2 separate regions of the Homo sapiens genome follow, and region 1 is linked to region 2. Evidence: chromatin contacts called from ENCODE Hi-C or POLR2A ChIA-PET data. All regions are on one chromosome and are shown on one strand. The core of a region is the stretch at or near the end of the contact, and the rest is flanking DNA. Distances in the headings are between cores, read along the strand shown. Region 1 has its middle 31 kb from the start of ABCG1. Region 2 overlaps UBASH3A (ubiquitin associated and SH3 domain containing A).

Region 1 (2,724 bases), core at 178-2,677, 240 kb before region 2:
GCAGCATCCCACTCCTCAGGGCCACTTTCTGTCTCAGTCAGCTTAGGCCGCCATGGGGACTGGGTGGCTCAAAAGCAACAGGCTCCCAGTTCCAGAGCCTGGGAAGTGTGAGATCAGGGTGGTGGCAGGGTCAGGGTCTGGTGGGGGCCCTCTTCGTGACTGGCCAACAGAAGACTTCTTGCTGTGTCTCCCATGGTTAGGGTTGAGAGAGCATGAACATGCTGGTGTCTCTCTCTTTGTATAGGGCACCAATCCAAACATGAGAGCCCCACCCTCGTGACCTTATCTCCTCCCCAATGCAGCACCTCCAAATACCACCACATTGGAAATCAGGGGTTCAGCACGTGGATTTTGGGAGTCCATAGCAGAAATACACCCAATTTTTAAGTATCTGATACGTGCATTGGGAGTGAAAAAGGCTAGAAGCATTGTTTCATATATCTTTATTTTGTTATAATTTATCCTATTTTTTCGAAAGAGATCTTCCGCTTCTTTTTGTTTTCTGAATAATTTGGTCCTAAAGTCATGAGGTGGGCTGAGCAGGATAGGGTTCTATTCTGGCATGGACAGGGCAGTACCCTGAGTCAGAGGAGGTGCAGGAGTTTGAGCAGGGTGAGGGTCGTGCTCATGGAGGGGAGGCCTGGTGTAGAGGTGAGAGCTGGGGGAGATTGGGAGGCATCCTTTGGTGGGGGCAGCTGACTCAGATTGTATGTACCCCAGCAGGGGCAGGTGGGTACCCCACAGGGGGGCTGAACGCTGCAGCTCATGTCTATTCCTTATGTCTTTCAGGGTTCACCCAGGGCCCGAAAGCTTGTGTCTGGACCATTGAGAAAGACAACTGGACCGTTCTATGTGGATACGAACATGCAGGAGGAAGTCCATGCTTCCTAGCACAGGCCCTAGAATCAGAGTAAACGAGGTCAGAAGTCAGCTGCCCCACTGGCTGTGTGCCCTAGACAAGCCAGGGGCTCCTCTGTGCCTCAGTTACCTCACCTGGAAAATGGGAATCACTTTGGAGGGACCAACTTGTCCTGGTTTTAGCACTGAAATTCCCACTTTCCAGGAACTCCTCTCCCCTCCTTCCCAGTCCTGGCAAAGCCACCCTAAATAATCCCCACAGTGCTAGGCTGCGCTGAGAGTAAAGTGCTGAGCGCGGGGCAGTCACTTGGTAACAGGTAGTTACTGCTTTCATAATAATGGAAGCAGTTTACAGACATCTGCTTGGGAGAAAGTATGAAACTGTCCACCACCCACAGTCTGGAACTGCTAGGCTTTTAGTTTGTGGAGGCCTCGCCGACTGTCTCCTTCTCTTCTGCAGTTAGAGAAGGGCTGCAGGAGTGTTAGCAACAACTCAGCCAGAAAGAGAAACCAGTGTATTTCCTGTGATCAAGTCACACAGCCTAGGCTGCAACAGCGAGACAGCCAGTAGTTAAGAAGTTGGCTCTAAGACTGAGCAACCAGGAAGAGCTTTGGCTGTGGGCTAAGATGGAAACCACGAGCGGAAGTCAGACATAGCCCAGGGAGAAGGGGGCTGGGCAAGGCATTTACTCATTTAGAAATCTATCATCTCTCTCTCTCTGCCTACCTATCTATGTATCTATCATCTATCTATCTCTTTATCTATCTGTTCATCATTGATTCATTCCTTCCTTCATTCAAAAAGATGTCCTACATATGGTTGCTTCATATTGGTTGAGCTCAGTTATGTTGCTAAAAAGATTTTTTTTTCAATTTAAGAGGCATGGACATTTTGCAGTGGATTTCAGTGGAAAGTTGATGTTTGTGGGTTCAGAAGTCAGTCCTTCCCACACGAGCTCCAGGCCCAACACTTGCATCTGCTGGGAAGCAGGTTGCAAGCCCTGTGAATGCTTCCGGGACAACAGTTCCCTGTCTCAGCCTCTGATATGAGCTGTGCCATGGTGCACACTCTTGCAATGGGGTGGCACGAATATCGCAGTCAGCCAAGATCCTCTGCTATCCTAGAATTCCCAGGAAACTCCCCTTGAGAGCTTTAATCATTTGTTTGCCCTTCAATAACTGCTTATGGAGAAGTTCCCAGACTCACTGACACCTATCATTTTAGGGGACAGTTATGAATGAAAAACACTTTAAATTGACAATGATTGGGCTGGGCGCAGTGGCTCACGCCTGTAATCCCAGTACTTTGGGAGGCTGAGGCGGGCGGATCACCTGAGGTTAGAAGTTCGAGACCAGCCTAGCCAATATGGCGGAACCCCATCTCTGCTAAAAATACAAAAAATCAGCCAGGCGTGGCAGCGCACACCTGCAGTTCCAGCCACTTGGGAGTCTGAGGCAGGAGAATTGCTTGAACCCAGTAGGTGGAGGTTGCAGTGAGCTGAGATTGTGCCACTGCACTCCAGTCTGGGTGACAGGAGTGAAACTCCATCTCAAAAAAAAAAAGAAAAGAATGATTGAATTGTTACATTTCAGTTATAATACATCTTTTAAATTATGTTGTAAATCAGTTGACAATATATTATTTAATGTCCCAAAATATATTAGTGTCTATACAACTTTGAAGAGTTATGAAGTATGGCAACATAAAATTGCAGAAGCAACTCAAGTGCAATATACAGTGGCTGTAAATATACTTTGTAGCTAAGTTTTTCTGGACACGGAAGTGGGAAACATTCAACTTTTTAAAACTAGTGATTTCAGCTCTCTAGACTAGACTTAATTTTGTGTACAGAAAACAAAACCTTT
Region 2 (2,754 bases), core at 100-2,599:
TGTGGGACAAACAACAGGGGGGCTTGAGTGTGAGGGCTCGGGAGAATAAGTGCCATCCCCCAGTCAAGATGAGGACTTTCCCAACACTGAAGACAGACACAGCAGATTACTTCAAAAACCTCAGAGCAAGTTTACAGCAAATATCTCAGACATAAGAAAGGTACAATTAAGGGCTAAATTGCATTCTGCCAACATTCATATGTGGAGGTCCTGACCCCTAACACCTCAGAATGTGAACTTATTTGGAGACAGGGTCTTTAAAGAGGTGACTAAGTTCAAATGAGGGCATTAGAGTGGGCCCTGATCCAATATGTCTGGTGTCCTTATAAGAAGAAATGAGGACACAGACACACACAGAGGGACAGCCTGTGAGGAAACGAGGAGAAGTACCTGTCTACAAGCCAAGGAGAGAGGCCTCAAGAGAGACCAGCCTCAATGGTGGCTTGACCTCAGACTCGCAGCCTCCAGGACTATGAGGGCATCTGTGGCTGTCGTTGAAGCCGCTCAGCTGTGGGACTTTGTTATGGCCGCCCCAGGAAATGAACACAGGGACGTAGTGATGCAACCCCCAGATGGCAGCTATGTCCTTTTAAGAACCAGGGAGAATTCAAACACATCTGTTTCATGGTGTAAGTTACTGTCAAGAGGCTCTCTTAAGTCAAAGAGAAAAATGGAAATGTGAAAATGCTAAGCTCTTTTCTTTCTCCTTCCGTCACCCATGTTCACAGCATAATCTTGATTGTATTTCATTTGAAAGACTAGCAAAATGCACTCCGTTTCTCTCTGTAAACCTCACAGATGTCATCAGTTGATAGCAAAGCCCTACTGTCTGCAGAGCGAGCCGCAGGGAGGCTGTGGGTGCCCTCGCCTTGCCCTCAGGAAGGGGAAACCAACCAATATTTCCTGTGCTAATGTGGGGCTATGAATTGTGCCTCACTGCTCTGAGCATGTTAATTTGAAGAGGAAACTGTCGATTGTTCCAATGAGACTATCTATATTCTTGGTCTACTTAGGATCAACTCAAGTGTGCATTTCCTATCTAATGGCATCTGACAGCTTGAGAAGATGCAAAGTAAATTGGCCTGGACCTGCCATAGTTTATAGATGGAGACAGGGCAGGTAATAGTGTGAGAAGATCATGTGTAACGCAGATGCTGAGATGCAGAAGAAAAGATGCCCTTCCTGGCTCTGGACGGGTCTCGGTGGAGGAGTGGGAGCTACTGCTGGTTTTATGAGAATGTGGGGACTTGAGACCTCTATGGGAGAAATGCAAACATTTGCAAATGGGCTGGATAAATAGAAACATGCCCTGTGCATGGCTGAGAACAGTAAACTGTGGTGGTGTGTCAGTTCCTCCCAGAGTGGATCAAAGGGGATGGTGTATTAGTCAGGGTTCCCCACAGACAGAGACAGAGACAAAGACAGAGAGACAGAGAGTGACCGAGAGAGAAAGAGAGAGAGAGATCTAGTTGAAGGAATTGGTTCAAGACTGTGAGCCTGGCAAGTGCACAATTTGCAGGGCAGGCTGGCAGATGGGAGACCCTGGGAAGAGTTGAGGTTACAGCTCAAGTCCAAAGGTGGTCTGGAGGCAGGATTTCCCCTTCCTCATGGGACCCCAGTTCGTTTCCTCTTAAGGCCTTCAACTGGTTGGATGAGACCCACTCACAGTGATGTGTCGAGACATTCAAGGACCATTTTCTGATTTAAAAAGCTTTAAATGTTTTTAATAAGGACTTTCAGCTATTTAAAAAGATTGAGCCAGCACCATGGAGTCCAACAGCCCCATCATCTGAAGGGTGGTCTCTGCTTTACTCAGCCTAGTGACTTAAATGTTAATCTCATTCTAAAAAAATACCTTCACAGTGACATCTAAAATAACATTTGACCCAATACCTGGGTACTGTGGCCTAGCCACGTTGACATGTAAAATTACCCATCATAGACGGTGATCATTGTAATAAAACAAACACATCATCCACACTTCCTGAGTCCTGAGCACTTTGCACACGCTACTTCATTTTGTGCTCATGGGAACCTTTCTGCTGAGGTTGTCCCGGACATTCTCAAGTACATACATGACCAGATGCTGGGTCTCCATGGCAACAACATGGTCTCACTTCTGTTCAAGCCGTGCTTTCCTTCCCCTGCAGGATGTACACCTTCAGTCTAGCCACAGACCTGAACTCCAGAAAGGATGGTGAAGCCAGCAGCAGATGCAGCGGGGAATTTCTTCCACAAACGGCAAGGAGTCTTAGCAGCTTACAGGCCTTGCAGGTAATAGAACATTCCCTTTTTTCTTTTAAGTAAACTAAGCAAAACTACACTTTGTATTAACTTCACGGTGGACACAGCTTCGTAGGTGTAGCTTTTGTTCCATAGACACATCCTCCCTGCCCTAGAGCGTGGTCAGCAAGGGGGCCTCCCAGGTCTGAGGGTGCCGGGGGTCCTGCCCTGGTCTGTCTGCTCTGGGCAGACAGGGAGCCACCCCTTCATGGCAGAGTGCCCCACCTTGAGCTCCTCAAGGCAGCTGAATCCCGAGTTCTCATCCCATTCCCTCATTCATGAGCCAAGAGGTCCCCAAGACGTCACCTGCCCCGGTGCCTTGGCCCCTCATCTTTTGAGGCAAAACTCTCCATAACCTGGGGGTCAGCAGACTCAGGCCAGGGTCCAGGGCACAGCAGGGCACCCCGAGCTGGCCACCCTCATGGGGCACATCCAGGAGTGCAGGCTGCCAGGCAGGGACACCAAGGAGCA

What was found. A loop is a pair of places that touch in the nucleus more often than their neighbours do. ChIA-PET counts read pairs that join two places held with the same protein, here RNA polymerase II (POLR2A). Pooled maps may share reads with other maps.
Region 1: a loop to region 2 is called in a pooled map, with 6 times the contacts of the local background. The contact joins two enhancer-like sites. A Hi-C loop is called at or near these places in 1 of 168 maps with a recorded cell type or tissue (natural killer cell) and 10 of 50 pooled maps. POLR2A ChIA-PET finds 5 or more read pairs at or near these places in 1 of 52 experiments (activated CD4-positive, alpha-beta memory T cell).

Annotation. Positions count from the first base shown.
Region 1 is chr21:42,187,009-42,189,732 of GRCh38, forward strand. No RefSeq gene overlaps it. Among named protein-coding and RNA genes, the nearest start is that of ABCG1, 31 kb to the right of the region's middle. RefSeq lists enhancers at 1,089-1,328, 1,469-1,628. Within about 2 kb of position 1,428, at least 19 of the 41 ENCODE cell types and tissues checked have a DNase peak (open chromatin) inside an H3K27ac peak, as active enhancers do; they include natural killer cell, where a contact is called at or near this core.
Region 2 is chr21:42,424,547-42,427,300 of GRCh38, forward strand. It overlaps UBASH3A (ubiquitin associated and SH3 domain containing A), which reads left to right. Exons shown (of 15, transcript NM_018961.4): 8 at 2,151-2,274. Among named protein-coding and RNA genes, the nearest start is that of UBASH3A, 22 kb to the left of the region's middle. Within about 2 kb of position 1,350, at least 6 of the 41 ENCODE cell types and tissues checked have a DNase peak (open chromatin) inside an H3K27ac peak, as active enhancers do; they include natural killer cell, where a contact is called at or near this core.